3 separate regions of the Homo sapiens genome follow, and all the other regions are linked to region 2. Evidence: chromatin loops called from intact Hi-C (ENCODE). Cell type or tissue: ascending aorta. All regions are shown on one strand. Links, peaks and the distances in the headings refer to the core of each region. The heading gives the core; the rest is flanking DNA.

Region 1 (10,731 bases), core at 1,816-9,815, 160 kb after region 2:
TGAGCGATCTGCCCTACCCAGCAGGGCTGCATCTTGTTTCTACCTGCTTCATTAGAGTGTTCTCACGGCACTGTGCATAAATTAATTAGCACATATTCTTCTACAAGAAACAGCCCCTGGGTTTTAGCCTTAATTCAGAGACAACAAAGTAAAGTATTGGATTTCCAAGTTAAGAACAATGCTGGCTTTTTCTAGGTTCCCTTTAAAAATGTAGAACTCGGTAGAAACCCTTATGTGGCTGCCTCCAATGGCCGGGTGGGAGTTGCCTCTTGCCCAGGCGCTACCCAAATGGGTAAAGCGAACAGTAGTCACCAGCCAGGCAGGAGGGGGTATCACTGATGAGTCGGGCTGATGCATTGTAATTAATGGTAATAAAAATAGATACCACATGAGAGAAGTGCCAAGCCAGGAATCTCTACGACAGGATAGAGTTTCTTTCAGGTAATGGAAAGAAGAAAAAAAGTCACTTCTAACAGGAAACCTGATCTACTCGTTGCCTACAGAGGATTTTTGTAAAGTAAGGAAATGCAACTGAAGACGGCAGCCCCAGAAAAATTGGAGTAACTCTACTTAGAAAACTTTCTTTCCTGCAGAAAGTGGTGGGTCTGAGCCAAGAAGAATGGGAACCTGGTGATGCTATAGGCAGTTAGACCTGGAATTTCTAAGGGCAGTGAGTTCAGTCTGTAGCTCCTCGGGCCCTGGGGAGACTCCAGCACCCAGGGCTCCTGGTTGAAGGAAAGCGTCCACTCTCTGAGACTTCCCCTCCAAGGAACAGGAGAGTAAGAGGGGGGGCTGGGAGAGAAGAGCGGGAGGAAAGAGGAGGAAGAGGGCCATTCTCCTATTGGCCGGGTCACTTCCCAGCTGTTGCTGTCAGTCAAACCCGATTGGTCATTCAGGCATCCATTCAAACATTTCCTGGGCACCCAGACGTTGCAGGGGAAACGTGTGATGGAGAAAAGCCAGCGTCTATCCCCCCAAGAATCCTGTGATCAGACCGTCTGGCAACCTAGTGCACCTCTGGGTTGTGTGTCTGTCTCCGAGGTCTCGCTCTTCGCGGACGCGCCCCGATTTTCGAGCCCTCCGTGCCAGCGCACAGGCGGGTCAGTGCTGGGGTGAGGAGGGAAGAACCAGCGGGCCCTCTCCGCGTCCTCTCCCTCCTCTCCCTCCTGGGCTACAGGCCTGCGGGGAGCCGAGCGCGCAGCCCCGCCGGCCTGAACTCTGGGCCCGCCGCGTGGGGGCGCTGGCGTGCAGACCCGGCGGAGCCATGGGGCCCGGGACGCGCAACCTCTCCAAAGCCCCATTGCAAAACAACCCGGCGGTGGAGCTCCGCGGCTCCCTGAACCCAAAGCCGCGAGCCCGTCCCCTCGCCCCGTGGCCCTGCCCGCCGCGCCCGCGCCCCTCCGCACCCAGGCGAAGGGGCCCAGGAAGGGACTCCAGGACTAAGGCGGGACCGCGGGCGGGGACGCAGGGCCGGGGGTCGCAGGGAGGCTGCCAGCGCCCGGGCCCGGATACCCGCCCCAAATCCCGCCTGGTCCCGGCGCCACCCGGGCCGACTCGCCTCTGTGCCGGCCTCCAGGCTGGCCCCGAGCCCCTGTGCTCGTTCTTTTCGTTTGAACAAGATCCCTCGTGAGCCCGCGGCCTCTAAACCGTTTGCTCTTGTGGGCCCTCCAGGCTGCCGCGTGGGTCTCAAGGTGAAGGCCTGGAGGGCAGAGGGGTGGCGGTGACCCCGTTGCTCCAGCTCTCGGGGCCTGTGACTGCCCCAGCCACGTGCGGCGCGGGCGACGCCGCGGTTCGCGCGGTTCCAAGAGTGCGACCGCCCGGAGCCCAGCGCCTCTCAACCTTGCCCGGGCTCGGAACGTCGCGGGGCGTGTTCTCCGACACAGAGAATTCGTGTGAGCCGACTGGCCTCGCCCTGACCTGCCCCTCTTAGGACAACACGGAAAACCGCTGGTGCAGGGTTTGCGAGTAGCTGGTTGCGTCCGCCGGGACCCGACAGACCGGCAGGTACGAGGGGCAGGTGGGGAGGCACCGGAGCCTCAGCGCAGCCCCGCCCGGCACCACCTGCCCGCTTTCAACGAAACACGTCGCCCAGGCCCAGAGAACTCCGGGACTGTCTGGGGAACGCGCCAGGCCCATGTCGGCTGGGGCGCTCGGAGCTGGGAGAGGGCGGAGAGCCTCCATCCAGGCCGGAGCATCCCAGAGCCCGAGGTGCGGAGCAGCATGGAGCGCCCGAGGCGGGCGGCGCCAGGGCCAGAGTCTACCCAGGGGATTTCTGCCGCCTTTATAGGCTGGAAAAATAAAGATCAAAAACAAACCGAAAAAAAAAAGCTCTGGTCCCCTGACTTGGCACCGAGCACCCGCCCCCTTCTCTTTTTCCCTCTGTCACAAACAAGGTTTCTGATTTGCCCAGAACAAAGGCCTACCCATCCGCTGGCCTTGGAAATAGCCAGAGAGCAGCTCCTTCTTCCTAGATTACCCTATTCTTTGCGAAACGGCCCCATCCCAAAACCAGGGAAGCCCTCGGGAGGCCAGTGGGCTGACTTCTTCCTTTGCCCAGAAGTGCACCCGCTGGGCGCGGTGTGCCAGCCCTGGGCTGCCCAATGGGCGCCGGACAGTAGGTGCCTTCTGGCTCTGTCCTGGGCGCTTCCTGCCCAACTCCAGGCACAAAGACCCCAAACTGTCCCTGACAATTCGTCTGGGACAAAGCTATTCCATCAGCCTGAGATCACTGGGGAGCACCCACCCACCCCTGCTGCTGCTTTCCAGAAAGTCTCATCCTCCCAGGGACTTCAGGGAAGCTTGGAGGTGAAAGGAGGTGTTTCAGTAAAGCTCAAATTTCCATGGTTCCGAAAAGGTTTCTCCCCCTAGCCATGGAGTTTCTCCCGTTTTTGCTGGATAAAAAGCAAGCACAAGCCTCTTGGGAATGGGTCTTTGGACAGGAAGGAGGACAGGGATTCCGGAGATTGGAGTGAGGTAGAACCAAAAGTTTCGGCACCCCGTAGGCCTCTCAGCAATTGCTCTGGGCACTGCAACTAGGGGGCTGAGATTGTCATTGGCTCAGGCTGGCTATTAAATCCTCATCCAGACACCTCCCAAGTATTCTGTTCTGTGGCAAAGACTATCGGGGAATGGGCCAGGCAGGGAAGGGGCTAAGGAGTGTGAGGAGACCCTCATTCAGCATGTAACCCAGCTACTGCTGCTACCAAGAGGTTCTGGCCCAGATGTGCTGGAACCAGTTTTCTACATACATGGGGGAGGAGGAGAATGAGGGGCATATTGACACACACCCATACATCGGGTAACGGTGCTCCAGGTTTTCAGTGCTTCCTCTGTAATGACTTTTCATATGGCACACAGTATGTTATCCACGGTGGCAGGCCCCATGTCTGTTCTGTTCTCTCTGTGCTGCTTAGTGTTGCCTGGAGGCTCCTGGCAGGTCTGATTCATGGGCTTAGGGCCCAGGGGCTGCAAAGAGGGCAGCACTTGGAGGAACAGTGAGTCTGAAGCTCCAGAAAAATCTGCTTTCACTGAACATAGGCGGGACCCAGTCCTGGGGGAAGTTTAATCTTAAAGCTTCATGGGTCAGAGGAGTGGCACATTCATGGTGAAGGCTGTGGCTGAGGTTGCAGAGATTGTATGCTTTTTCAGGGTTAGTGTTCTTAGACCCACCCCATCCCAGAACCAGCAGGAACTTGAGAGATTACCCAGGCTTCAATCTAATAGTGGAAGAGAATGAAGAGCAGACTGGGGACTGGCCCAGGGTCTCATACCAGGAAGTGACTGCCTGGTCTCACTCACCCACACCAGACCAGGGTGCTCCTCTGCAGCCCCAGCCTAAGCACGCTAAGATGTAAGATGGCCATTGCCAGGGCTGGGACCAGCCAGCCAGGTGAATCCTTTTAACCACGTAGCTGAAGGAGACGTGCTGAAAAGAGTACGTTGCACTTTTGTTGGAGGTCAGCAAATTGGGCTTTGAACCTCATCACAGTCTGCGGTAAATTCTTCTCCATGTCTCCCAGGGTCCTTAGATCCAACTCTGGGGCAGCCCCTGTGCAGCAGTGCATAGGACTCTGGATAGGGTGGCCTGGACACAGCAGACCTCCTCCCAGCCCACAGATACAGACTCTAAAGATGCCACCTGGATTTCTGCAGAAAGCTTCCCCTTTCTGCACCCGCACTGGCTTGGGACCTACTTTGTCAGCCCTGTGGCCTCATTCAACATGCCAGGGTAGGCCCCTGGAAGCTAAAGTCTTAAGAGGAGTCCCAGGGTTCCATTCTCTCATGCCTACAACACTCCCAAAGGACTTCCGGAATGCTGCAGCACAGGGAAAATTTTTGAAATCTTGCAGAGAAGGAAATAAACACAAAGGCATAAATATATGCCTTACCATAGACACCAAGCAAAACCAAAAGTTGAACCCAGGGCTCTAGACTCCCATTCCGCGCTCCTAGCACAAACTCCATAGAAAGCATAAAAGGGTGGGAAAGAAGGAACTGGCCTAGACTCGGGTTCCATAGCCCTAGACTGGCTGAGGGCAGAGCCCAGGATTTGTGCTGGCTTGGGTCAGGCACTGAGTATGGCCCTAGGAGCTCCTGGCCTGCAGCAGCTGAGGGGGGAAGAGGAGGAAACTGAAGGAAGTGGAAAGGACATGTCCGGGAAGGAGCTAAGCCCCGGGCTTTTCAAAACGTAGAGCAAGAACACACCCATCCTCAGTTCTCCCACCTTTGTGCGAGCCCTTCTCCCACAGGACCAGCACCACATGTTTCCATTGGCACCCTGACAAAGAAGCAAAAAACAGGACCCCCTTTTAAAGCACCTCATCCCGGAGCTCAGCGAGCCGGTTCCCAGGCTGGAGTGGCCAGGAGCCGAGCCGATCCCCAGCGGCGAAGCGGGAGGACTGGGAATCTTGCCTCCGTTCTCCTCCCCGACCACCCACCGGGGAAGCCCCACCACCGTCCTAGAGTCCCTGCCGTCGCCCCTCTCCCCCGCCCCGGTGGGCAGACTGCGGGTCTGCGCCGTCCGGGGTTCTGCGTCGCAGCTGCCGGCCGGAGTCAGCTTCCATAGAGGCCACACGGAACTGCCTGGCGCTCCTCGGGCTGTGGGACCCGTGGGGTTAAGTCTGAGTCCCCGCCCGGCGAGGAGCAGAGAGCGCAGAGTTGGGGCGGTACAGGCCGCCAGGCAGCCGGCGGGGCTAGGAGAGGGAGGAAAGGCGGGATCCTCCGGGAAGTCGATTCTCCGGCGTCCGCCTGCGGCCACTGCCAAATCTTCCCCATTTCTTTCGTCTACTCCCTCCCCTTTTCCCTCGAGGACCGCTGAGTCCAGAGTTTCTAGGATGGGGGTGGGGCGCTGTCAGCAGAAAAAGCCAAGTCTTTGGGCGGCACCCGAGCACGTCCAAACTCTCCCATCCCACTGGCCTGCGCCGGGGTAGAATGTGCCCGGTGAACAGAGAGCCTGGGAGGGACGCGGTGACCTGGGGAGAAGGGGAACCCTGTAGGGTCTGGGCGAGGCTGCAGAGCCCTCTCCTAGCCAAAGCTGCCCAAACTTTCTTCCCCTGGAGTCTCCTTCCACCCCTCTCCCTCCCCTTCCTCCTGGACACCCCCTTAAACGGTCTCCGCCTTCCCTTCTCTCCTCTTCTCTCCCCACCTCGATCCACCCCTTTTCGTCTTCGCCCGCTCCCCCCGCTCTCCTGTCCTCCTCCTCCCTCCCTCTTTGGGCATCCGCCCCGTCAATCTCCGCCGCCGCCGGCCCCAACCCGGCCCCTCTCCGCCTCCCAGGCTCTCAGAGCGCCCCAGGCTCCAGTAGAGCCGCCCTCAGTTCTGCGCGGAGCGGGGCGATCTGTCAGCGGAGCCGGCCGGGGGGAGCCGCCCGGCCCGCCGAGGCTCGGGTTACCAGTGACTGACAGCGTCTCCATGGCGAATAATTTGACTCCGACTATTGTCTGGCGCTGGCAGGCCCCGGGTCAGATAACCGGACCAATCAGGGCGCGGGCCGCCGCGCCTCATGCCCGCTTAGAATAATATTATTAAGAAAGCTGAGAGCCAGCTAGACGGGAGGGAGAACGAGTGAGAAGCGAGCGAGGGAACGGCGGGCGGGCGCGGAGCATGCGGAGCGGCGCCCCGGGCGGCCCCCGGGCTTGGGCGAGGGCTTGGGCCAGGCGCGCGGGCCGTTGGGGTTCGGAGCTTCGTGGGACCCGCGGCCGGCGCGGGGACGTACGGCAGTGACTCGGGGCTCACCGGGGGCCAGTGCCGGGCCAGGGGGCCAGCCCCGCCCGCGTCTCGGCCCGGACGGCCCGGCGAGGAAGCTCCCATGCGGGACCGCGCGGCCCGGTGAGGGCGCGCGCGGGCGGGCGGGGACGCAGCCGGCACCATGTCCATGCTGCCCACCTTCGGCTTCACGCAGGAGCAAGTGGCGTGCGTGTGCGAGGTGCTGCAGCAGGGCGGCAACATCGAGCGGCTGGGCCGCTTCCTGTGGTCGCTGCCCGCCTGCGAGCACCTTCACAAGAATGAAAGCGTGCTCAAGGCCAAGGCCGTGGTGGCCTTCCACCGCGGCAACTTCCGCGAGCTCTACAAGATCCTGGAGAGCCACCAGTTCTCGCCGCACAACCACGCCAAGCTGCAGCAGCTGTGGCTCAAGGCACACTACATCGAGGCGGAGAAGCTGCGCGGCCGACCCCTGGGCGCCGTGGGCAAATACCGCGTGCGCCGCAAATTCCCGCTGCCGCGCTCCATCTGGGACGGCGAGGAGACCAGCTACTGCTTCAAGGAAAAGAGTCGCAGCGTGCTGCGCGAGTGGTACGCGCACAACCCCTACCCTTCACCCCGCGAGAAGCGTGAGCTGGCGGAGGCCACGGGCCTCACCACCACACAGGTCAGCAACTGGTTCAAGAACCGGCGGCAGCGCGACCGGGCGGCCGAGGCCAAGGAAAGGTACGAGTAAGTAGACCTTCTTCGGCGCCAGCTCCCCGGGGCCCAAGGGAGGGGTTCGCAGGGCTTCTGCCGGTCCCCCGGAGAGGCCTAAACTGGGCCCCCAGGCCCGGCCACAGCCCAGCGGCAGCCCGGCCTGACTTGGACGATGCTTAGGCCTTTCTATGCCGGAGACCCGGCGAGCAGGGATTTGTCTAAAGCGGGCAGAGCAATTCAGGAAGTTGTCAACTAACTACTCGGTCGCTAGAGGAAAAGGGTGGAGAAGCAGAGAGCTTCGGGGCAGCGCAGAACTGTGGGCCTGTATCCCCTGTGAGGCAGGCACAGTAGGTCTGGTCATCCTCAGGACAGAGGGGTTTGAGCCCAGATGAAAGGGGATTTGCAGATTTCTTGCTGGTGGTGCTTCCCGGCATTTCCCCCCAGCCTTAGCTCCAGGCCAAAGTGTGATGGGGTCGGGACTGGGGCTGGAACTTCCCTAGAATGACCTGGATGGGGAAAAGCCAGGCCATGAATTTTCGTTGTCACATGGAGTTGAGAGCGGGTCCTTTATCTCCTTAGAAAGGATCCAGAGGTGAAAGGGAGGAAGTGTCAGTTCTGGGAGAGAAGAGACGCATGCCCTGTTTTCTGCCTTGCTAGAGATAGCCGCCCTTCCCTGGCACTCCAGGCCCTTGATGCCTCTCTCCTTAGGCCCTACCTCTGATGGGTAGGTCGGAATGTCTGCGGTGAGCTGAGAGGCACAGAGGGGCTGGGAGTTGGATGTCCTCAGGTAAACCAGGACTTCCTGAACCAGCCTAAAGGTTGATCATTAGGCCCTTGCCACTGCCTGCCCTATAACCCCTCAGGACCTCAAACCTGGAGAGAAACTTATTATGGGAACAGAATCCAGCCCGGGGTAAGAGCAAAACAGGACACCTGGGGTTGGTGATATGGGGTGTGTTCCACCCTGAGTTTGAATGATCAGGGTCAGAGGTGAGGGTGCTGAACCAGAAACATCTTAGGGGGAGTGCTGCAGGCTCAGATACTTCCAGGTATCTGAGACCCTGAGGTTGGAGTTTCCACAGTGGTGAGGTCTCAGCTGCCAGCCCTGTGGGAAGCTCCCTCCCAGGAAAGCAGAAAGAAAAACCCTCCCGAAGCTGGTGACAAGAGATCCTACCCAGGATTTTAAATATCCAAATCTGGGGAGGAGCTGTCAGTCAAAGGCATAGAAGGAGGTGGGTTCTCTCTGCTGGGTCCCCCTCCACCCAAACCGGCATGTGATCAGACTCCTGAAAACCTGGGTTCTCAGACCAGGCCCCAGATGAGAGCTGCAGATTCCCGGAGTGGCTGGTTACAATGGAAAAGCCTCGGCCTTCTCCCAGGGGCTGCCCTTTATCCCCCAAGCTTCTGGTCTCCGAGCTGACGTTTTCACTGTACCACCACGGAAAGGGAGTCCTCCATCCTTGGACCCTTGTCTCTAGGCCCAGCAAGGAGAGCCCTCACAGGGCTGCCCAGTTTGGAGCTACAGGGAAAGGACGCTTAGCCCCAGGAGCCTGTCTCCCAGCCAGGGGTCTCCCTCGGGCAGAAAAAGCAAAGGGAAATGAAGTCTTGTGAGAGGCCCTAAATCCCTTGACCTGGGATCCAGGGTTCCTTAACCTGCTAGCCCCACATCTACCCAGCAAACCTGGCTTGTGGAGCCTAGAGTGATCTGAAAATCCAGGCATCGTCTCTTCCTCCCGGCTCACCCCACAACTTCAGGGAACCCTGTTCTCCTGCACCTCTGTTCCTGAAAAGAAATATTGGGGAAGGGGGGAAAGAGGAAATATAGAAAAGATATTGATGAGATTGACAGCATGAGAGGTGGGGACGATAAGGGCAGAGGGGCAAGAGAAATTGGGTGTTGAGAGATGGAGAGAACGGGCAGAAAGGAGAACCCAGACCAGGTCGAGGAAATGGTAGAAACCGAAAACACCCGCAGGCCACAAGCCCGGGATCTGTCTCCCGAGGCTGGTGGCTGGCTCTGACTGTGACTGAGATGGCGCTGGGTGGTCTCGATGTCCCTGCTGACCCCGCTGCTTTGCTCCCGCACTTGCAGGGAGAACAACGAGAACTCCAATTCTAACAGCCACAACCCGCTGAATGGCAGCGGCAAGTCGGTGTTAGGCAGCTCGGAGGATGAGAAGACTCCATCGGGGACGCCAGACCACTCATCATCCAGCCCCGCACTGCTCCTCAGCCCGCCGCCCCCTGGGCTGCCGTCCCTGCACAGCCTGGGCCACCCTCCGGGCCCCAGCGCAGTGCCAGTGCCGGTGCCAGGCGGAGGTGGAGCGGACCCACTGCAACACCACCATGGCCTGCAGGACTCCATCCTCAACCCCATGTCAGCCAACCTCGTGGACCTGGGCTCCTAGAACCCATTTGCCTTGATGAGCTTGCCTTTTGTGACTTGACACTGGGGACGTGGAGTGGCGGTGTCCAGGGGCGCCCCGCCCCTGCGGCCCCACCAGGTACTGAAAGACCCGCAGGCTGAGCGGGTAGAACAGCCGGGTAGGGCAGATAGCTGTCTATGTTGGTTCTTGTTTGGGATTTATTTTCAACAAGTTACTTTTAGGATCCTTTTGGGGCTGGAGACTGAGTCTTGAACCACAGAAGGGAATAAATTATACACCACTGTCATTCTCTCTCTCCCTCTGTCTCTTCCTTTTACCCTCTCTTGTCTTGCCTTTTCCCCCTTTCCTCTTCCTTTCCCTTCCTTCTCTTTTCTTTTTTCTGCTTTCTGTCTTTCTCCCTCTCCTTGTATTGCTTTCCTTCTAGATTTCTAGCTTGCCACCGTTCATTCTCTCCTTCTGTCTCTCCCTTTCTCTCTCCTTCTCTGTTTCTCCTCTCTTCTCTCCTGCCAGTCTCTTGTACTCTGTGTCCTGGTCCCTCCGTATGTACCCCTGTCTTTCTCCTCCTGACTGGTGGTCTATCTGCCCCTACCTCTGGCCCTCGCTTTACCGGAGTAGGGGGTGGGAGAGGGAAGAGGAGAGAAAATACAGGGACTTTGAACCTAGGCCATCTCCTGAGGCCTTTTCCCTCGCCCATGTGGGTCAGTGGGAGCTGCAGGTGTCAGCTTTTCGTCTAGTAACTTAAGTGAGAGAGAAAGGGCAGCGCCACAGAAGCCCCTAAACGCCGCCTCGTCATACGCCCCTCCTCCTTCTCTCTTGGCGAGGCCCCGCCACACCGCGCTCTTCCTCCCGGGACTGTGACTACAGCGCTCCCGGCTGAGCGCGCCCCCCGAGCCGCCGACTTGCCGTCTCCCCGTAATGCCCTCATGTGAATGTTCTTCGGGAAATATTTCTGCTTTTATTTTATAATAAAATTAGAAATCATAAATATATAAATGGTTATATGCCACAAGGCCCGCGGGCCGGGAGTGCAGCTGTGTCTGATTTCCCTACCAAGACTCGACACCCCGGGTGGGCCGTTCTGGTTGGCGATGCTCTCTGGTGAGTCCCGAAACAGCCAGACGCCTTCCTATACACACGACTTGTGTCAGTCGCTAGGTGAAGGCACTGAAATTCCTGAAACAGCTCCCTCCCTTTTCCTGGCTGGGAAAACTCGCTGCAGAAGCGGGGAGGGGCAGCCTGCTGCCCTCCCCACACCAGCGACGCGCACAGCCCTTGCCAGCCTCTTTCTCCACCTCGAGGTCGAAGTGGAAGACGAGAGAGCTTGTGCCGAGGGCGGGTACGTGCCTTCGGAGATGCCAAAGCTGGGGAAGAAATTGGGCCGCAGAAGTTTCCTGCCGCGCGTACTCCTTGGCGGTGGTTGCAGTCTCCGAGACTGGGCGCGATG
Region 2 (10,731 bases), core at 993-8,992:
GCTGCCATCCTCAGTGTTTAGGAGAAATAAGTTTTCATTATGGGACATGGAACAGATGTCAAATCCCCAGCCATCCTTGTGCTGTTTGCTGTTTGTTGAGTCACCCTGGAGCTTGTCCATCCCGGCACCAATTTTCATGGGAAGCATCAATGTGGGGCCAGAAGGCCATGCTGATGGATGGGCTCACAAGAGGAGAGCTGGAAGGGGGGCCTTCTGTTGGCTCTGGTCATCTTAATTCTTCGGCCACTTTGCTCCCCTTACCCCAAGTCCTCGTCCCCATCACCTTCATCCTCCCCTCCCGAGCTGGATTCTCAATTCTGTTGCCAGGCTCCCATGCCAGTTCCTGCAGCACTGGCTTACCAGTACAGAAGTGAGGGCTGCAGAAACACCTCTGTGCAAGGCACACATGTTGTTTGTGCCACCCATGGGCAGCTAGAGCTCTAAGAAGGGATAGACCATTTCCTGGACAGTGGTAGAAGGAGGTGAGTAGCTTTCTCAGTGTTTTCCCCTGGGGCCCCACAAGAGAAACCTTGAACTATCCTGACTTGCCAACTCACTCCAGGGCTCCACAGTGTTCCCAGGTATTCTTGCTGACCCAGCCATGTCCACCAGCAGACTGGACTTCTCATTTCCCTTACTATTCTGAACGAAGCAGACAATTCCCCTTCTCCTTTAATTAAACCAAGATAATGCTGGGATTTTGCAAAAAAAAAAAAAAAAAAAAAAAAAAAAAGAACTTTGCTAGAAATCTAAGGAAAAAAACCCCAAACATTTAAAATAGAGTTTCCTAAGCCTGGCAGACTTCATTAGACAAGATTTCTGGTCCTTCTCCCTGTTCTTATTTAACTGGGCTCCTGGACCAGTCACGAAGGGCTCTTGCCTTATAGGCACATGCTTAGCGTTCGTAGATACAGCTGGTTTCCACTATGACTATGCCATTTTTCATTCCCATCAGCAGTGTGGGAGAGTTCCATTGCTCAATGCTTGCCCACCTTTGGTATTTCAGTCATTTCGTGGGCGTGTATTATTTTGTGGGATTGTGGTTTTAATCTGCATTTCCCTGACGAATAAAGATATTGAGCAACTTTCCCTACACTTATTAGCCATTTGGTTATCTTCTTTTATAAAGTTTGAATCTTTTGCACATTTTTTAACTGGATGCACGCCATTCATCAGATACGTCTATTGCAAGAATCGTTTGCCAGTTTGTAGCTTGCCCTTGTACTCTCTTCATGCTCCTATGGCCCAAGTGAAATCCTTTTGTAATATAAAACCAGAGTCAGAGGGAGTGAATCTACAGTATGGCAGTCTGCTTTTACTTGACTGCATTTCCAAATCACTTTTCAGAAAGTCAATAATATTTATAACTCAGCACCACAGAAGGTGCCCTTGTGTCCTCTCCCAATCAATTCCCCATCCTGCAAAAGTAAATTCTATCCTGACCTTTATCACCATAGATTTGTTTTGCCTGTTCTCATCTTTCACATAAATGGAATCATACTGTGTATACTCTTTTACATCTGGCTCCTTTTGCTCTACATTATGACTATACGGTTCACCCACTTTGTGTATAGTGATAGTTTGTTCTTTTTCATTGCTACGTGATATTCCTATGTGTAAATATACTGCAATTTGGGTTCTTTCCAGGTTGATGCTATAGTGAATAAAGTTGATAAATATTTATATAAATGAATATTTATATTTATAAATATATAAAATACATAAAGCTATATTCTTGTACCTGTCTTTTGGTAGACAAATCCAATCTTGGGCCTATAACTAAGAATGGAGTTACTGGGTCTTGGGCATCAATTTGTGCTTTGTTTTAGTAGATACTAAAAGCTTTCCAAAGTGGGTATACTAGTGTACGTTCCCACCCACAGTGTGTGAGTTTCAGTTGCTCCATATCCTCTCCAACACTTGACATCATGAATTTCTACTTTTTCAGTCCTTCTGCAATTTGTGTATTTGAGTGAAGGCTTAATTTGCATGTCCTGATGACTAATGATATTGAGCACCTTTTCAAATGCTTACTGGCCATTTGGATATCCTCTTTGTGAAGTGTCTGTGGAGTCTTTTGTACATTTATGATCTTTGGGTTGTATTTGTTTTTGACTTGTAAGAGCTCTTTATATATTGTGGATATGGTGGATATGAATCTTCTGTCAGATATATGTCTTGAATATTTTCCTCCCAGTATGTGGTTTGCCTTTCCATTTTCTTCAGTAATGTCTATTGATAAGTGAAAGTTCTTAATTTGAATGAAGTTTAAATGATCAATCGTTGTCTACTCTTCAGGAAGACACTCCTGCTTGGGCTCTCTCTCTGCTCTCTGCTGCCAGGCTACAGGCTGTTCTGCCTGATCTGCATGTGCCTCTCCCACCCTTACTGCAGATCCCCTCCTCTCTGGGGATTTGCTCTGTTTGCTTGACAAAGACTCCCTGGATGGAGACTGAAGCTCCCTGGATGGAGGCTGAGCTCCACCCTGGGCTCATTCACCAAGCAGAGGTGATTCACTCATCCTTATCAAGTCCTTCCTGGCTCTGGTTACCACTCTCCTACTTTGAAGGTGATTTTGACACTTCCTCCAGTGTCCTCTTATCAAGGGAATGCTTCTCAAGATCTCAACTCTACAGGATTACAATATAAAGTTACTTTTCATCTTAGGAACAAGATCTTATATCACAGGTTTAATGTTGACACTCCAAACTTGGGCCCAGTGTAATCCAATCAAAATCTACTCATATGGCTGTGACCATCTCATTTCATATCTCTAAGGTACTATTAGAACTGCCCCCTCTTCCTCCCTCTAAGGGGTTCTTCAAGAGGAAGTAAGGAGATTTGCAAATGCAATCAAGGAAAAGCAGAAGTCCATAAACTTGGATGAAAAACTTACATTTTCATTTCTACCAATCATTATTTAAAAATTAGCATTTCTTTTCATTATGAATGTAGACAACAAGCTACAGATGCATTAGCAATACCTGTGACTTTCTCACCAATAGAAATCACAGATACCTTCATATCACATTATAGTTGTTGAGGATATTTTGAATTTATCATTAACGCTTATCATTGTTTCAATATCACAGAAATTATTAGACTCACCACTAGATCTTGCATTTGATGTGCTAACAAAGAAATATATCACAAACTTATTTCTTAAAAAAATCTTGATAATTTTATTTCTATATATATATATTTTTGTTTTTGTTTTTTTTTCTGAGACAGAGTCTCGCTTTGTCACCCAGGCTGGAGTGCAATGGCACAATCTTGGCTCACTGCAACCTCCACATCCCAGGTTTATGCGATTCTCCTTGCCTCAGCCTCCCAAGTAGCTGGGATTACAGGCACACACCACCACGCCTGGCTAACTTTTGTATTTTTTTTAGTAGAGACGGGGTTTCACCATGTTGGCCAGGTTGGTCTCAAACTCCTGACCTCAAGTGATCCGCCCACCTCGGTCTCCCAAAATGCTGGGATTACAGGCATGAACCACCGTGCCTGGCCAATTTCAATATAACTTACACGTTTAGAAACATTCTGAGAAATAGTCTGTACATTTTACAAAACTGCCAAAGGGTCCCACGCAAAAAAAAGATTCAAAAATTCCCATCAACTAAGAGATCCTCTTAAACCCATAGCAACTTAAAACCATTCATTGACCTATGCTGATAAACTAGCAGCCATGCGTCTGCATTGGGTGGTGCTGAAATCCACTCTATCTTTGTGTTTCCTTGACACAGGGTTGTAGGGGAAGGGTGATGAATCTCAGTGGGCCCAGGCATGTGGCTCCAGTTTTCCTTCCCAGTTTTCCAGTGGGCCTGGGCATGTGGCATTCCAAGGATCCTGAAAGAATAGGGCATCTCTTTTGCAGGTCACAGGAAATGGGTAGCTATCCAGCTAAATAGATTTCATGCTTGACTTCAGTGGAATAGCTCAAATGATGATCTGTTTGGGAGAGTAAATTAAAGAGGTAAGTGGGCATGATGGTTTTATTTGGTTTAACTTTTGCTGGTTTAGTTGCTCCCCTAAGCATTTTTTAAAAATATAGACCTCTTCTCCCAGCATCCCGCTCTCTCAAATTCTGGCCAGATCCTGCTTCTCAGGGAGCACTAACTTTGAATTAGCTTGGAGGGAAGGCCTTACCAAGAACTCCTTTCTCTACAAGATAATCAAAACATGACCATTCTTTTCTCATAACTCCAAATACACAGTCCCTTGGTATCCACTGGGGATGGGTTCCAGAACCTCCCAAGAATACCAAAATCCACAGATGTTCAAGTCCCTTATATAAAATTATATGGTATTTGCATATAACCTATGCATATCCTCTTATGTAGTGTACTTTGTCATCTCTAGATTACTTATAATACCTAATACAATGTAAATGCTTTGTAAATAGTTGTTATACTGTATTTCTTAGAGAATAATGACAAGAAAGAAAAGCCTATGATGCGTTCAGTACAGATGAAACCATCCTTTTTTTTTTTTTCTGAATAGTTTCCATCCGAGGTTGGTTGAATCCACAGATACGGAACCCACAGATATAGAGGGCCAACCATACTGAGTCCTGACTTCACCCATTCCTTCTACCCCCATCTCTCCTAATCCTTAAACTTCCTTGCAATTCCTGGAGCAGAATACTCGTGTAGGAGTCAGGGGTTGTCTTCCCTTCCTAGAAGCAATGCTTCTATGTTCTCATTTGATGTTGAATAAAACATTAAACAGAAAAGCTTTGATAACATCACATAAGAGTCTATTTCCTTGGCTCACACCATGAGAACTAGTGAGATCCCCAGTTCCTCAAAACTGGGGAACAGTATGCTTCATATTGCTATCTAATATGACCCACCAACCCCATCTTCCACCCTCCACCTTCCCCTTGCATCCTAACCTTCCATTTCATCATGCAAGCTGCTGTAGTCGTGAGTTGTTTTCTGAGACGAGTGAAGGACCACTGACATCTATGTCTTCTGTAAAGAGTAGTGTAGACATGGCTATAACCACCACCTCCTCCTCTCTTCCCCATTAACGTCACTTAAATTTTGAATGTTTGACTGTGCTATTTTCAAAGACACTGTAGCGGATTCTGCACATGACATGCTTCCAAGGCACTATAAGTTGTCTGTAAAAAGCTAAGGCTGTCACTTGTTATCAGGACCTCTAACCAAGTTGTTGAAGTTGACAGAGTTTTATTAGCTCTGTTTTTGCAATAGTCTGTCTTATTCTGGAGACAAATGGGGAAACTTTGCCTTCACACTGGGTTTGTTTTATAGCTCTTAGATGTGTAATACAAATGAATGATGTTGAGCCATTTCCAGCCTGCAGTGATGGGTGTCAGTTTCTTGGACACCACTAGGAAATCTGTAACGCTGAGCCACGTCATAGTGATTCAAAGGCAAGCTGTCCTGGAGACAGGGCTGGACTCTGTGACTCACAATTAGAACTCTGTGATTCTAGTTCTGACCCTTCTTGTAATGACTGTGTGGCCTTAGATAGGTCCTTTCATTTTGGTTCCATTTCCTCATCTATAAAGACAGAGACCTGGATGAGCTCTAAGTCCATTCCAGCTCTGTCAGTTTATTATTCTAATAAATGAATTACCAAAAAAGTCGTGAAAACATCCAATCAAGAAAAGTAACTGTGATTCTGTTTTATATGGTGTTAAAGATTCCCACTTGACTTTTGAGTCTCTTTACTCAGTATATGTACCCCAAGGTTCTACTAGATTCCCATAAACTATTCTTTAAAATTGACCTTGGGCCAGTATAAAATCCTGTCTTATTATCCAAGGCCCAGATTCTGAGTTGTAAGAAGGTCTATTTAAAATGGTATGTTTTTCTTGCAGCGATTGTTAAGTGGTCAGGTTTTATGATGTTTTAACATTCATTGCCATTCATTATCTAAACACTGTTCTATAATCCAGGGAGTGTGAGGTTAATAAATAGAATGGAATTCATTCTGGGTTTGATTTCATCTGCTGATTCTAGTGGAAGTCTCTTTATATCTATTCCTTCTTTCTCAACATGTTTAAGCAGAGAAACTCTGGCTCTCTGTTCATGATCTTAAATCTCTTTGACTTTGGGGAAGGAAAAAATGTTGCTGTCTTCAGCCCCAAGTTCAACAACTGTAAAATGCGGTGACATGTCATAGGAAGAGAAATCCATTCATCATCACTACATTTTTGAGTGACTTAAATATTCACCATATAACAATATGAATATTTAAATCACTTACTTGCCTTTTTACTTTTAAAACAGAGAATTTTTCCACCTGTATAATGTTCATGAGTCCTAATGTTATAATGTTACATTACATTCATCTGTTCCATTTTATAATGCTCCAAGAAGGAACAGTAGGGAAAGAAAGCTTCACAGTACACGATGGACATTTCACAGTCCAGCTGCATCTCAGGCAAAAGGCAGCCCTGTTGAAGCTGCTAAATGTTCCACTTCACCTATTACGATTATGGATGGCACAGATGGATTTTTGGAAGGCTGTGTCCTTTTAGCCAAGTTATTCTCCCATTGAACAAGGCGCTCACTCTCCTACCTTCCCATTTCTGACTCCACCACCACCACTCCCTCCTAAGTACACACTAACACTTGGACTTGGACTACATTCACCAAAACATATAGTTTCATTAACTGATTGCTTTGCTGCACTCCAAATGGCCTAACATTTTGTAGCTGAAGGAGTGTAAATCATGCCTTATGTGGGCTACAGTAGGATGTGATGTTTAGAGAAAGGAAAATATGCTTCCTTATAGAAGCAAGAGGCACTAAGCCATCTGGATTGTAGAGAAAAAAATTTGGTCATTCATTCTGATGTTTTGTCTGCGTAGTACCAAACATCTGGAAGTTGGGTGACAGACTGAATTTTTCACATCCAGATATTTCTGCATTATACTGAAACACAACTATATATTTTTAAGACTTTAAATAGTAAAAGCATAAAAGATGTACTAATTTCACATTTTGAGGTAGAAAAGACAAATGAAACTGAGGCAAACTTCTGGTTAGTTCTTTATGTAATATGCTATTTTTGTTTTTCAAAAGTCACTTTCTGCAACTAAACTCTTAGAATTAAAATAACTATGAAGAAATATCCCCAGAAATACTGAATGTGTGTCATTAAAAAGCACAATTTAGACTGTTGCTTAACAGCTGAAATGTTCACATACTGCAAATTCAGGTAACACTTGGACAGTTAAAAGCAATTATTCCGAAAAATAATTGCTTAGTAGTTTAAGAGAGTTTCATTCCAAGTGACTCTGAAAACATTTATTCCTTCCACACAAATGAGAATGCATGGTCAAGGTTCTAACGGGACTTGCAAGGAGACTTTTCAGACCTTTTCAAGAATCAGTTTTGAGAAATGCATTTAATGATGCAAAATAAAAATTAAGATTCCATCTGTTGGAGCCACCTTGAACACTTGTCAGAAGAACACAAGCAGAAAGGAGTATTTAAGCATTCTGTAACACGACCATTTGAAAAAAAAGTAAAATATTTTGTGTTGTTTTGAGAACTGCATTTTTCTTGTCCTCTCACATTAAGTGGCCTTGGATCTAAGGCTTGTTAGAAGACATGTTCAGAACCTGTTTCCTTGTATTAGAAGACACGGAAATCTGGCTCTCAACTGCCAACAGGCTTCGTGGGCATTGCTATGCCATGAGAATTCTAATATATTTTTCATTATTTCCACAAAGGCATATAGAGTGTGTACATTACACACAGCAGTATAATTGAGCTGAACTGGCCTGGTGCCGCGTTTTTGCTGACTCAGCACATGGTTTCTCTTTCCCAGATTACTAAAACAACTTTCCTCTGAGGTAAAAGCTCCGCAGAAAAGCAAAGGGGAATAGAAATACAGAGGGGCCTTATTTTCACCCTTAATTATACCAAGTCCAAAGGCAAATGCAAAATCAGATCGAACTTTTTGAGGCTTCAAAAATAAAAAAATGTCCCCCTTTGCTTCTCCTCCCAACCCCTGCGCCCGTGGGAGTCACAGTAAATTAGAACCCAGCTTGTTTTTCAGCGATGAATTTGCACCGGGCCTCTTGCGCTTGGGGTGGCGTCCTCGATGCGGATTGCCCGTGCCTTTTTTACGCTTTGTGTACGGTATTTTAAGCGAGGCAGGCCAACCTCGTTTTGTATGGACTTGCACCAGCAAACATTTAAGAGTTTCGCATCAAGGATACTGCATATCCCAGACACTGCGTACAAACTTTTAGGACTTGGGGTCACAGCACTTGTTCCCCTTCTCCGCCCGCTTCAGCGCTAGAGCCTGCAGAGATTTAGGGTCATGTGTGCGCGCCGGCCCACAACATACTACTAAGTGGCAATGGCCGGTTCCCAGACGCATCCAACATCCTTCAAGTTCGGTTTTCTGCTCCCTAACACACTCAGCCATTGGTGCAGCGGGAATCACTGGGCTCCGATTAGCACGCGGGACAGAGGCAGGCGGAATACTGTGAACCTCCGGTCTGCCCCCCTAAGCCCCTCATCTCCCCCATGACCCGCTAGCTAATCAGTGCAAATGCCGTAGGAGGCCAGGCCCGCAACTGGCATTCCAGAGAGCGCGGACCACCAGCCGAGCTTTAAATAAGTGCAGATGTGACAGGCAGGGGAGACCCAGGGAGGGCCGCCTCTCCCGCCCCGCACCTCCCTCCAGGCTCAGGCCGGTGCGCCGCAGGCAGCAGCCATGCACACAAGGCGCCCGCGGGCAGTAATGTTGCCCGGGACTGGGGCGCACACCAAGTGACTGCAAAGGGAACGGAGGCCCGCGAGTTCGAGGGCAGCGCTGGAATGGTGTGAGCCCCGTCACCCATCCCTTCCTTGGCCCTACGGCTTCTTCCTGAAGAGGCTGGGGGATAGCGGCCCATCCTCGCCTCCACCCGTCCGACCGTCGGGAAATCCCGAACCCGGCTGGCTGGAAAGCCGGGAAGGTCTGGCTCATCCGCCGCAAGGCCTAGCCCCACCGCCGACAGCCGGGAATCGCCCCCACCCCACACGGAAATGCACCTTTCCGGTTCCCAGCCCCGAGCTGGGAGCCGGGCGAGAGGGCGAGGTTGCAGGCGTCTCTGCCTGCGGGCGGCGGTGTGCGGTCCTGGGCGTGCGGGCCGCGGCGCGGGGACAGCTCAACTCCAGGACAGCGCCACGCGACCGCCACCGCGGGGTGGGGCCTGACCCGGGGCGAGAGACCGCCCTTGGAACCGCGACCCTCAGCCTCCGCTCTAGCCCGACTGCTGGCTCCGTATCTACAGGGCTGGTGGGAAAGCAGAGAGAAGGAGGAAACGGACCCTGGCGCGCCCCGGTGTTTCGTCTGCCCGGAGCTAGACTCCGACTGTCTTCACAACTACCATCCCCAACTACCCTACCTCGGGCGGCTCCACTCACTCCATACCGGCCCGGGTCTCCCAGCCCGCGCGGCCATTCTCGCCTACGGTCTCGCCCTCCAACCCGGGCTCAGCTTCGGGTCGGAGCAAACCCGCTTTCGCCCGTCCCCGCCCGTCTCCGCGGGTGCCATTCCGTTCGCCCAGAGGGTGGCGGGGTTCGGAGCTGCAGAACACTTGGCTGCTGCCCGCCGACCTCACCCCACCAGCCCCCCCGTCTCCCCGTCACCCCGGTTCCCCAGTCCGTGGCGCTTCCCTCCCTCCAGTCCGCGCGCCCGGCCGCCGCAGGAGCGGCTCCCCGCCTTAGCCCGCAGGCCGCGAGGTGCACGGCCCTCTCTACCGAGAAGCCTGACCGCCCCGGGCCTCCCCGTCGGCCTCCAGCGCCTACACCCGTTTCGGCGCCCACTCTTCGTTCTGCGCCCCTAGATGCCCATCGGCTGCGGGAGAGGCTCCCGGAAAGCTCGGTGGGGCCCCGCGCAGAGCCCGCCCGCCGGAGCCGCAATGCTGCCATGGTTTCCCCGCGCCACCAGCCAGGCAAGGCGCGGCGCGAAGGGCTCTGGGAGGAAGCCGTCGGCACCTGCGGGCACTGCACCCTCCACTCCCCGCCTGCCGTCCCCCGCCTGCCGTCCCCCGTCCGCAGCGCCCACAGCCACGTGCGCGGAGCGGAGCTGCTCCCGGCCGGGGGCAGCCCAGCCCCCGGCGCCTGAAGGGGCCGCCGCGCCCGCCCCGCACCTGCACCCTCCTCTCCCACTTGCCTTTCCATCTGCGCGCGGAAATGCCACGGGCTTAGAACAAACTTTTATTTTTTTTCAGCGACATTCACGAGAGAGACGAATAGGACACGGTCATCCGAGTGCCGAGGCGCGGAAGCGCGAACTGCCCGGAGCGACCTGGCTTGGCGCACAGACTCATTAACCAAGCCCGAGAGGAGGCAGCAATGCGTGTGCGGGAAAGGGAGCGGTTCTCAAAATACAAAGTGATAAAACAGCTTCCAGTTATATTGAAAAACGATGCAAACCCTCAATTCCTTTTTTTTTTTTTTGGACCTGGCCGGACCTGGAAATGCCGGTTATAAACAAGAATAAAAACTTGAATTTATTGGTGGAAGTCCTGTTAAAAGAGCTCAACACAAGCATATGAGACAAACTGCAAGGTGATGAGACGACCATGCTATACATTGAGGGGAGAGTCGAATGAATTTTTCTATTATTTTGTAAAGTGCAAAATTTAGCTAAACAAATTTAGCTAGTGCAAAATTTGCTGCAGGTTTCCCTACAGCAAACGATCTCAGATAATATGGTTACTTTCCTAATGTAAGAATTCTTGGTGAT
Region 3 (10,731 bases), core at 1,763-9,762, 150 kb after region 2:
TAGGGCCAGGAAGAGGTTGACAGAGCATGGTACTGAGTCTGGGCAAAGGGCCCAGGAGGTTTGGTGGTTTTCTCTCCGCAGGTTCATTCATTCCTGGGTTGGAAGCTGAGCTTGGCTCAGAAGCTCTTTCACCCTCATTTGTCTCAGAAGTGCTGGCCCTAGGCTCTCCCACCCAGTAAGAGTTTAATTGGAGAAAACGGTGACTTTTTTAAATGAAAAGAAAAAACAACCTTCAAAACTAGATTAAGAGCAGAAATGCACATGGCAAAATATCTGAAAGCTCCTGGCAGGTGGTGGAAGAAGTCTCTTACCGGCATGAAGTAGAAGCAAAGCCGTCAGCCTCTCCGGAGCCCACAGTTTCAGAGCATGCTGTGAGCAGCTGGGACTTCTCAGCTGGCCACAAGCACTTGTATTCTCCCTGGGGTAAAATCAGTAGCCAAGGCAGTCTGCTCTCAATTTTCTGTCTTGTGGCCTATCTGAGCTGGGATAACTCCGGGATGAGGGAGAGGGGGACTGGGTACAGAAGGAAAGGAAAAAGGGGGTCCTGACTAGAGGCAGGACAGAGCAGAGAACCCATGGCATGCGTTCGTGCCAGTTCCAGTGTCTGTTGCTGTGTAACAATCACCCCCAAAACAGTGGCTTAAAGCAATTTATTTAAATTTCTTAGCCTGGTGCAGTGGCTCATGCGTCTAAACCCAACACTTTGGGAGGCTGAGGTGGGAGGATAGCTTGAGGCCAGGAGTTCAAGACCAGCCCGGGCAACATAGCAAGATCTTGTCTCTACAAAAAAAAAATTTTTTTTTAATTAGCTGGGTGTGGTGACACATGCCTTTGGTCCTAGCTACTCAGGAGGCTGAGGCAAGAGGATTGCTTGAGCCCAGGAGTTTGAGTGATGCAGTGAGCTATGATTGTGCCACTGCCCTCCAACCTGGGTAGCAGAATTTTAAGAGACCCTGTCTCTTAAAAATTTTTTTACTTTTTTAATTTAAAAATAAAATTAAATAAATAAATTTCACATGGTTCTGGGGGTTGCATAGGATCAGCTGGGCAGTTCTCACTTTGGGTCTCTTCTGATGTCAGCAGGAGCTAAAGACATCTGAAGCCTCAACTAGGCTGTGTCCCAAAAGGCTTCTTTACACACATGTCTGGCACCTGGGCAGGGATAGTGGGAACACTGGATGATGGCCCCCACACATCCCACACATTCTTGCCACATGGCTAGTTTGAGCTCCTTCACAATATGGCAGTCTGGAGTATCAGACTTCTTACACAGTAGCGGCTTTTCCCTGAACTTGTGTTTCCAGAGTCCAAGGAAGAAGCTGCAAGGCTTTCTATGACTCAGCCTCAGAAGTCACAAAGTGTTACTTACCTCTGCTGCATTCTGGTGATTAAAAGGGCCAGCCCAGATTTAGTGTAGGAGGGACTGGTGTGAATTCTGGGAGGGTTGACCCATAGTGGGAGGCTTTTGGGGAGACTAGCTACTACAGTGCCTTTGCTGTGTGGCTGGGGCTGTGCCCATCAGCCCAGTTGCCAGGCAAAGCAAAAGCTAAAGTGACAAGGACAGTCACTTTGCTGACTGGTGCAAATGATGCCCTCTAAACCTTGGTGGGGAGGGAATGTGGTATAAAGAACCAAAAAACCTGGGGCCTGGCACTGGCTCTGGCTTTCTCGGGCTATGCACTAGTGGGCACTGGTGTCTTCATCTTAAAATTGAGGCAGTTGGATTAAATCACTTAAGTTTCTTCTCCTCTCCGAGTTAAGAAATATATGGCTGGGTGCAGTGGCTCGCGCCTGTAATCCCAGCACTTTGGGAGGCCAAGGAGGGTGGATCACTTGAGGTCAAGACTTCGAGACCAGCCTGGCCAACATGGTGAAACCCTGTCTCTACTAAAAATACAAAAATTAGCCAGGCGTGGTGGCGCATGCCTTTAATCCCAGCTACTCAGGAAGCTGAGGTAGGAGAGTTGCTTGAACCCAGGAAGCAGAGGTTGCAGTGAGCCAAGATCGCGCCACTGCCCTCCATCCTGGGTGACAGAGTGAGACTCAGTCTCAAAAAAATCATAAAAATAAAAATAAGAAATATAACATGCTATATGAGTTCATCACAGAACCCAAGTCTCTCAAGAGGCAAGGGGACCAAGTCCCAGGGCCATTCCCAGAAGCAAGTATGAAAATTAGAAGTGCCAAGTTATCAGTCACCAATCTTTGCCTCTTCTGAGCAACAAAATCCATATGGCCAAATGGATATGTCCAATTCAGGGGATCCTGCACTTCCCTTCCTGACTGCATGTGTGTACACTTGCGCATGTGTGTGCACTTGTGCATGCGTATGCATGTGGGGAGGTGTAAACGTCAGGCAAGTGTCCCACTGCACACTGTGTTTCTGCTCCAGAAAAAACTGCCAAATGAGTAGTTTATACTGGAGGAAACAGCCCAAATACCTCAATTTATGTAACTATGTGTCGTACGGCCTTTTAATTTAGCCCTCGTTCCAAATGCATGACACATCCTTTTGACACCTTGAAGAAATGCTTCTCAGATGGCAGGCTGGGCACTGCAGCTCGAGGCTGCAAAAGGAAAGCACACAGCCCTGAAAATTAAAAGGGATTTAGATCCTCCTTGGAAATGTCCAGCCTCAGGCTACTTGATGTGGTCATTTATTAAGTGACTTAATCAGGGAAAGGAACTCAGTCTCAGAGCAATTAAGTTGCTTTCTGGGCACTGCTGGATTCTCCTAATTATGAGTGGGGTATTGCATTCATACTGGGACTACCAGAAGATAATTCTATTCCAGGGTTGAAAAACACTTAGCTACTCAGCTATGGAGACTCCATGTTGCTGAGAAACCTATTAAATTGCTGAATTTGGGGAAACTTTCCTTTGATTGAATCCAAGCAGGTTTGCTGTTTTTTGCTTTGTTTTGTTTCTTGTTTCTGAGACAGAGTCCTGCTCTGTCACCCAGGCTGGAGTGCAGTGGCATGACCATGGTTCACTGCAGCCTCAACCTCCCTGGCTCAAGTGATCCTCCTGCCTCTTCCTCCTGTCTAGCTGGGACCACGGGTGTGCGCCATCACACCCAGATAATTTTTTATTTTTGGTAGAGACAGGGTCTCACTTTGTTGCCGAGGCTGGTCTGGAACTTCTGACCTCAAACAATCCTCCTGCCTCAGCCTCCCAAAGTGCTGAGATTACAGGTGTGAGCCACCTTGCCTGATTTCCAACAGTTTTTTAACATAGTTTTATTTGCCCTATAATGAGAAGGATTAAGGTTATAGAATTATAACCTGTCAGAGTCTGATGACTCTCAAAGCTCTCTTATCCCAAGCTTATTCATTTATCTGCCAAAGAAACAAAGGGAAAATGTTAGTGCTCAAGGCCACATACTTTGTCTTTGCAAAACTGGGACTAGCCTTCAGGTCTCCTCTCAAAGCTCAAGGCTCTTGTCTAAACTAGTGGGGAAAGGATCTCTCTAGGACTTTGTTGGGATACTGAAGAACCATTCTAGGACCCCCTCAAATAACCAGCTATGGCTCCCCCAAAAAGTAGAGCAGAATGGACTCAATATCCTGTGCAAAGTGTACATGTGTGAGTGAATGCTCAGCGAGAGAATTTGCTCAAAAATATTTATTGAGGGCCTACTATGTACCAGGAACGATGCTAGAAACCAGGAATATGGCAGGGAACACAGTGTCTCTGGCCTAGAGAAGGATCTTACACTAGAGGCCAGTGAAGAGGAAAATAAGGGAATGAGTGGATGAATAAATAGATGGATGAGTAATTAATAGATGGATAAATAGATCGATAATAAATGAATGGATAGATGGATGGTTGCTACATTTAGAAAGCCAGGAGAGCAACAACTCAGGATTAAGTTAGGGCTTAGACTCAGAAACCTGGGGACCTGCACCATCCTGCATGCCTGCTATGCAGCCAAAATCAACTCTATTCAGATATTCTCCTGCTCAAAAGTCTTCGGTGGATAGCCAGTCCTCCATAATCCATACCCTACACTGCTCCAATGTTTGCCATTTACTTCAATTCTGGTTAATCTCATCACAGTGTCCTTAACACCACTACTAATCAAAACCATTCCTACTCATTTGCTCAGACTGACAGCTTTTCCTGGAATGCCCTCCGCTGTGCCCTCTGCCTCTTCTCCAAGTCCCTTTCCCTTCATCCAGCTCCCCCCACCTTCTCCGGGCCTGCCTGTAACACACACCAAGCACTGAGCACATACTCTTCGGGAGGTGCACCGTATCTGGTGAGCTACATTTGTCTCCCCCACCCTCAGCTAAATGGTCAGGTCATCTAGGTTAGGAACTGTATTCCCTTTCAGGGTCCCCAAAGACAAGCACATGGCTGGGCACACAATAGATGATCAATAAAGACTTTAAGAATAACATAGAATCTGAAGAAAGTAAGTATACGTGGTCCCCCAGGGCACATGCCTGGCTTGGGTTCACCCCTAGGAAACTCTGAAACCCTGGTTTTCCTCCCAGAATCTACTTCATCCAGCCCCGCCCTCTCCATCTGCTGTCATGCTTTCCTGGAGGCATCCCCTCAGAATTAACATTGGGGCGAGGCCTGGAGTGCTGGGCAAGGACGCGGGGAGGGGCCTTTTGGATTGTTTTACAACAAAATCTCCTCTTCTGAGCTGGTGAATGACTCAGCATCTTGGATTCCAAATGAAAAAAAAAAAAAGCCACTTTCATTCTGTCATGCAGGAAGCACAGAGGGTCCAGCTGACTTTGTGATGTCACTGTGCCAGGCTCGGAGCCCAGCCATGTCAAATCTGGGCACCTGAAGTGTGAGCTACTCTGCCAACCTTCTAACCAGTCAGGGATGGAGAAAGAGCACCTCCTGTTGATGGACTTGGCAACCCCATTTTATAGATGAGAAAGTTGAGACCAGATAAATCAAAACCTCTTAGGGTTCCCCAAATTGTCACTCTTTCTCCCTGATGTCTGCCCAGGACCTCTCTGAGCTGGTGAAAGATGAAAATTAATCCTTCCTCAAAACAGCTGCAGCCCTGTATTAAAGGAAGAATCTGTAAATACACAGCTTCTTTTGAGCCCCCACACCACAGGTGGCTGGTGGGGAGCCACCGTGCCTGCTCCCACTCTTGCATCCCGCTGGTTCCTGAGAGCCAGGGGCTCTTCAGAGAGGGGACTTCTTCTCATTTGAATATGTTGGGAAGCAAAGGGAGGTGTACATAACAGGCCCTGTGACTGCTGGAGGGAGACCTGGGCCAGCAGCTGCAGGAAACATTCAAGAACAGTTCATCCTTACAAAAATATCCTCCCTGACACCAACCAGCTCCGGAGAGGCAGGAGGGGACACTGGGAAATCAATCTCCATTCCAGAATGAGCCAGCTCTGCCACTGAGGCAGTTTCCCTCTTGCCCTGGCTACCACTGATACAGAATACCAGCAAGTGTCATAGCATCCACCCGTCGCTGCATCCCAGATCAGGTGGCCCGGGCTCCAGGACCATGCCAGGAGGAGGGGAGAAGCATCCTGGCCTGGCAGCCTGGCTTGGTCATGTGGGCATTGACTAGCCCACCTGGCCACCAAGCAGCACCTGGATTCTCCCCTCCTACCTTCTGCTCCTGCCGAATCCAAAGCATGGTCAGTGCATTCAACATGAATTCAACAGTCCTGCTGCTCAGGGTAGCAATACAGGACAGTGGCCACATGCCCAGACTCTGCAAGCAGACCTTGCTTCAACTCCCTTCTCTGTCCCTAGTTTAACCTCCCTGCACCCCAAGTACCCACTTTCCATTACGTAAAATGGGCCTAATGGCAGTCTCCACCTTAGAGAGTTGTCAGGGGAGTCACAAATCCTTCTTCTCAAGCCCCTTGTTCAGTGTCATAGTGAGCACTCAATAAAAGACAGCTACTATTTATAAATTAACAAAAAGACTTTTTAAAAAGCTTCTGCGGGGTACAAGTTGCCATGCTAGATGCTGGACCATTTCTGTGTTCATTATGGCTGGGCAAAGGAAGGGAGGGAGAAATTATTTAATCCAGTAAATTATGAACAGTTATGAGAAAGGAAAAGTATTTGATGTCTGAGGAAACCGACAGTATTGACTAAAGGCTAAGAATGGCCTCTGCCCTAGATGAGATGGCAGACCCCTGGTGCAGTAGGATGGGGTGAGGGAGTGTGAAGATTATTTCCCATTCTCATGCCTGTCATACTAGTGGCTATGAAGGGACACAAACGCCCTGTTCTAGATCCAAAGGGGTGCTAGGACTCCCGAGGAAGAAGCAGGAGGCCTTCTACTGGTGGATCTAGAAGCTCTGTCAGCCTGCCCCCACCATGGATCCAGGGGTGAGCTCAGGGCTGGTGGAGGGATGCTGGGGTCTGTGAGTCCCTGCATTGAAGGCTGCCTTTCATGTCTATGTGCATGTGAGAATTTTCTTGGGAAGACACATTTTCTTCATGTTTTCAATGGGGTCCCTGACCTCAAAAGGTTTAGAACCACTGCTCTATGCATTAACTTCATCCTGTCCAGCATGATTCTCAGATGATATTGTTAGCACCAGTCCTCTCTCTTCAACCAGACTGTATTTGCCATCCATCACCATCATCTGATATGGCCAGAGTAAATGTGTATTGGTTGACTCTGTATATTTCTACGTATTTCAGCTTTTCCCAGAAATCTCTCACTTTGGACACCTGGAGGGAGATAGGCGACAAACACAAAGCCTAGCAGGCTTTCTCAGGTACGGCTAAGGTAGATCAGGAAGGCAGCAGTCCCTCCTCACCTGACCCAGTTAGGGCTGGAACTGAAGCCTGCAGTCATTTACAAGTCATTGTGCACCATAATACTGCTAGTCATTCCTTTCTTCAACAAACATTTATTGAGGACCTACTGTGTGCCATGCACTGTTCCAGATGTTGGAGATATAGCCATGAGTCCATCAGGCAAAGTCCCTTTTGCCATGCAGTTTATACTCTAAGAACGAAACAGTCAACGATAATCAGACAAGCATGATACTTTCAGATGGTGGTAAGTGTGAAGATAAAACATAATTATACAGTGGAGAGAGCAGGAGACACTCAAGGTAAAAGCCTAGAGGTGGGAACAAGTTTGGCACATTTGAAGAACAGGAAGGAAGCTAGGGCAGCAGAAGCATGATGAGCAAAGAGACAGAGAAAGAGCATCAGAAGCAGTGAGAGAGAGAAGCAGGGGCTGGATCACCTTCGCCCTTGGAGATCTCCATAGGGAGTTTGTGCTGGGGGCAGTGGGGAACTATCAGATAATTTTAAACATCAAAGTAATGTGACACATTTTGAAAGTCACTAGGACTGCGGTGGAGAATTGTTGGGAAGAGAAGAAGCAAGGAAGCCACACACCAGGTGCCAAGCCAGACGCAGGGGACCCCATGACGAACAAGACAGCCACACACGCTGACCTCACGGAGCTTATAGTCTTAAATAGGAGACTCTGGGGTTCCCTGCTTCCTTTGATCCAAAGTCAGAAGCAAACACAAGGCCAAGATGTGCCTAGTCTCTGAGCTGAGAAAGGAAATAGTATGGTTTCCTCCTGTTCGCCCAGACCTGTTCAGCCTCAGGGGCACACCTCCCCTATCCTAATTCTCCTTGTTCAAACCCCAGACCAAGACCACCTTCCCCATCCGAGAAGCCTTCCTTGCCCACCTAGGCACACCTGTGTCCCAATCATGGTGGTGAGGAGTGGTGGGTGGTCTTGCTCTCTTCTGCTTCACACAGGTGAGTTTTGTTGACCAGCTAGCCTTCCCCCTCTGACAGCCTAACACAGAGCTGGGTATAGAGTAGAGGCAGCGTAAATACTCCTCAGATTTATACTGTGGGAAAAGAAGTATATATTTGTCCATTGACTGGAATGGAATGAGATTAGATTGGATTGAATTGCTGGTGGGCATTGTAAGTACTGACGTAGGTGACGTATGACCTCCTAGAAACTTCTCAGATTAAATATAGGCTAGAAAAAAGGTAGTAGAAATTACAGATTCCTTGTGAATGACCACAGCCCCAGCCATGTGCTACATGACCACAGTCCCAACTACAAAGATTATAACAGATTGAGCTTACAAATTTTCCCAATTAAGAGCGCTAGCTATTGAGAAGGGGGAAAGTTCAGTAACTGAGTTTGTTTACTTTTTGTTTTTTTTTTTTTTTTTTGAGACGGAGTCTCGCTCTGTCACTAGGCTGGAGTGCAATGGTGTGATCTCGGCTCACTGCAACCTCCACCTCCTGGGTTCAAGCGATTCTCATGCCTCAGCCTCTTGAGTAGCTGGGATTATAGGCACGTGCCACCACACCCAGCTAATTTTTGTATTTTTAGTAGAGACAGGATTTCACCATGTTGGCCAGGTTGATCTCGATCTCCTGACCTCGCGATCCACCCGCCTCGACCTCCCAAAGTGCTGGGATTACAGGTGTCAGCCACAGTGCCTGGCCGTTTGTTTACATTTTCTAGTTTCAGGTTCTACTGTTCTTACCAACCAAGTCTCCCTCCCCCAAAACCATCACTAGAAACTGTGACTAAAGTCCCTTATAAAGAACTGGTTTGGGAGTGACCCAGAAACATGTGGCACATTGAAGGCAAACCAGTCCCCATGGCTTCAGAAATTATATCTGCATGTGACTATGAATATGCATATCCATCATTCCTACTAATTATAATGTATTTTTATATGTATGTGTTGAGACAGATACTTGCCTATATGTATGTTTACTTACATGTGTGCATGTACATTCGTATTTGATTCTATGTGTGTGTTTATGTGTGTGAGTCCCTTTCTATATCCTTTCAGCAAGAACTCTAAATTAGCCCCAGCTGTTTAGGAGGCTGAAGCAGAAGGATTGCTTGAACCCAGGAGTTTGAGGCTGCAATGAGCTATGATCGCATTACTGCACTCCAGCCTGGGCAACAGGGTGAGACCCTGTCTCAAAAAAAAGGAAGAAAAGTTTAAAAAGAATTCTAAATAGTCTTGCTAGGGCTGCAAAAGACATCACTTAATAACCTTGTAGGCTTAATGTAAGCCTTTCCCAAGAGGAAATCTCACCCTATGAAGGGCTCATGACCTTCCCAGTCTGAATCTGTTCTCTGCCTATGCTCATTTCCCTGTGATACCTTTGCACTGCGCCTGCCCCTAGTGTAGGGAACAGACACTGGGGAATGTATTACCTGAAGCCAGATAGGGGGCAGCCACAGAGTTCCAGAGGCTAAGATCCATCCGAGAGTTGCCCCAGCTAGTGGCTAGGGGTGTGAGAATAATATTTGATCCCCAGGGGAGACAGTTCTTAAGGCCCAAGGCAGGGGTCTGGAGCTCAGGACAGGTACTCAGATCCACGAGAAAACTGGATTACTAAGAGGAAAGCCAAAAGTTCTGATTATGTATTGCTGTGTAGCAATCACTCCAAAACCTAGTGGCTTAAAACAAGGGCAATTTTTTGTTTTATTTATGGATAAAATGTGGCCAGGGCTTGACAGGAATGGCTTCTCTATGTTCCTTGTGGCATCAGCTGGGACACCGTGACTGGAGGTGGAGGATCCTCTTTCAAGATGGCTCACTGACATGCCTGGCAAATTGGTGCTGGTGCTTGCTTGAGAGTTCAAGCCTAAGGGGCCTTAATTCTTTTGCACATGGGCCCCTTCACAGGCTATTTGGGCTTCCTTACAGCATGGTGGCTGGTTCCAAGAACAAGTGTCCCAAGAGAACTAGGCGGACACGGTACTGCCTTTCATGACCTAGCCTCAGAAGTCACATTGTGTTACTTCTGCCATATTTACAAGGCCACCCAGATTTAAGAGAAACACACACACACACACCTCTCAACTAGAGCAATGTCAAAGTCACATTAAAAGAAAAGCATGTGGAGCCAGGTGCGGTGGCTCACACCTGTAATCCCAGCACTTTGGGAGGCCGAGGCAGGCCAATCACTTGAGGCTAGGAGTTTGAGACCTGCCTGGCCAACATGGTAAAACACCACCTCTACTAAAAAGATATAAAAATTAGACTGGTGTAGTGGTATGTGCCTATAATCCCAGCTACTCAGGAAGCTGAGGCATGAGAATCGCTTGAACCCAGGAAGTGAAGGTTGTAGTAAGCCGAGATTGCACCACTGCACTCCAACTTGGGTGATAGAGCTAGACTGTGTCTCAAAAAAAAAAAAAAAAAGAACGAAAGAAAAGAAAAAGAGAAGAAAAGAAAAGAAAAGCACATGGGATGGGAGATGTTGTAGTCATCTTTAGAAAACAAAATCTACCACACAGGTAGAAGATTACTCATACAACTAAATTCATTCCTTTTTCAACAAATCTTTTTTGAGGACTTAAAAGGTGAGGAGTGAGGAACCAGAAGGATATAGTCCCTGCCTTCAAGGAGCTCCCAGTCATGGTGCCATCAGGTGTGAAATCAAGGGGTGAGAGCACTGTGACATAAGTGTGATGCTGGGGGTGAGGACAGGAAGGTCATATGGGAACTGGAGTAGGGCCATGGCCTGACCTGGGGAAGAAGAATGTCAGGAAAGTTTTCCAGGGAAAGTAACATCTAATCTGAGTCCTGAAAGATTAAGAGATTGGGAAAGGAGGGAGACATTTCTAGGGAGATTTGAGGTGAGAGAGGGAAATACATTACTCAGCTTTGCCATAGTAACCAACAACCCCCAAACCTCAGAGGTTTACAATCATACACATTATTCCTCGCTCATATTGAACGTAGGCTGCAGGGCATCTGT

The links. A loop is a pair of places that touch in the nucleus more often than their neighbours do. Peaks named below come from ENCODE experiments on the same cell type or tissue, not always from the same donor. Only the 100,000 strongest peaks of a DNase experiment are listed, where the experiment ranks them.
Region 1: it touches region 2 in a loop (7-fold over the local background); 8 of 110 quality-filtered maps call a loop at or near these places.
Region 3: it touches region 2 in a loop (2.5-fold over the local background); 9 of 110 quality-filtered maps call a loop at or near these places.

Annotation. Positions count from the first base shown.
Region 1 is chr2:45,004,747-45,015,477 of GRCh38, reverse strand. It overlaps SIX2 (SIX homeobox 2), which reads left to right and starts at 6,026. Exons shown (of 2, transcript NM_016932.5): 1 at 6,026-6,927; 2 at 8,993-10,296. The coding sequence starts at 6,368. The coding sequence ends at 9,308. RefSeq lists enhancers at 1,870-2,690, 4,954-5,553, 6,558-7,331, 8,605-9,148, 9,149-9,692. In ascending aorta, for the core only: a CTCF peak has its summit at 6,424; DNase peaks (open chromatin) are centred at 5,237, 5,787, 6,575 and 6,908; H3K4me3 peaks cover 4,285 bases; H3K27ac peaks cover 2,669 bases; H3K27me3 peaks cover 693 bases.
Region 2 is chr2:45,168,360-45,179,090 of GRCh38, reverse strand. It overlaps LINC01121 (long intergenic non-protein coding RNA 1121), which reads left to right. Exons shown (of 6, transcript NR_033831.1): 5 at 3,878-3,976; 6 at 4,504-4,750. Among named protein-coding and RNA genes, the nearest start is that of LINC01121, 81 kb to the left of the region's middle. RefSeq lists enhancers at 8,004-8,633, 9,499-9,999. In ascending aorta, for the core only: no CTCF peak of the experiment used is centred there; a DNase peak (open chromatin) is centred at 5,370; H3K4me3 peaks cover 491 bases; H3K27ac peaks cover 1,827 bases; H3K27me3 peaks cover 84 bases.
Region 3 is chr2:45,019,071-45,029,801 of GRCh38, reverse strand. No RefSeq gene overlaps it. Among named protein-coding and RNA genes, the nearest start is that of SIX2, 15 kb to the right of the region's middle. In ascending aorta, for the core only: a CTCF peak has its summit at 4,867; a DNase peak (open chromatin) is centred at 4,681; H3K27ac peaks cover 1,016 bases.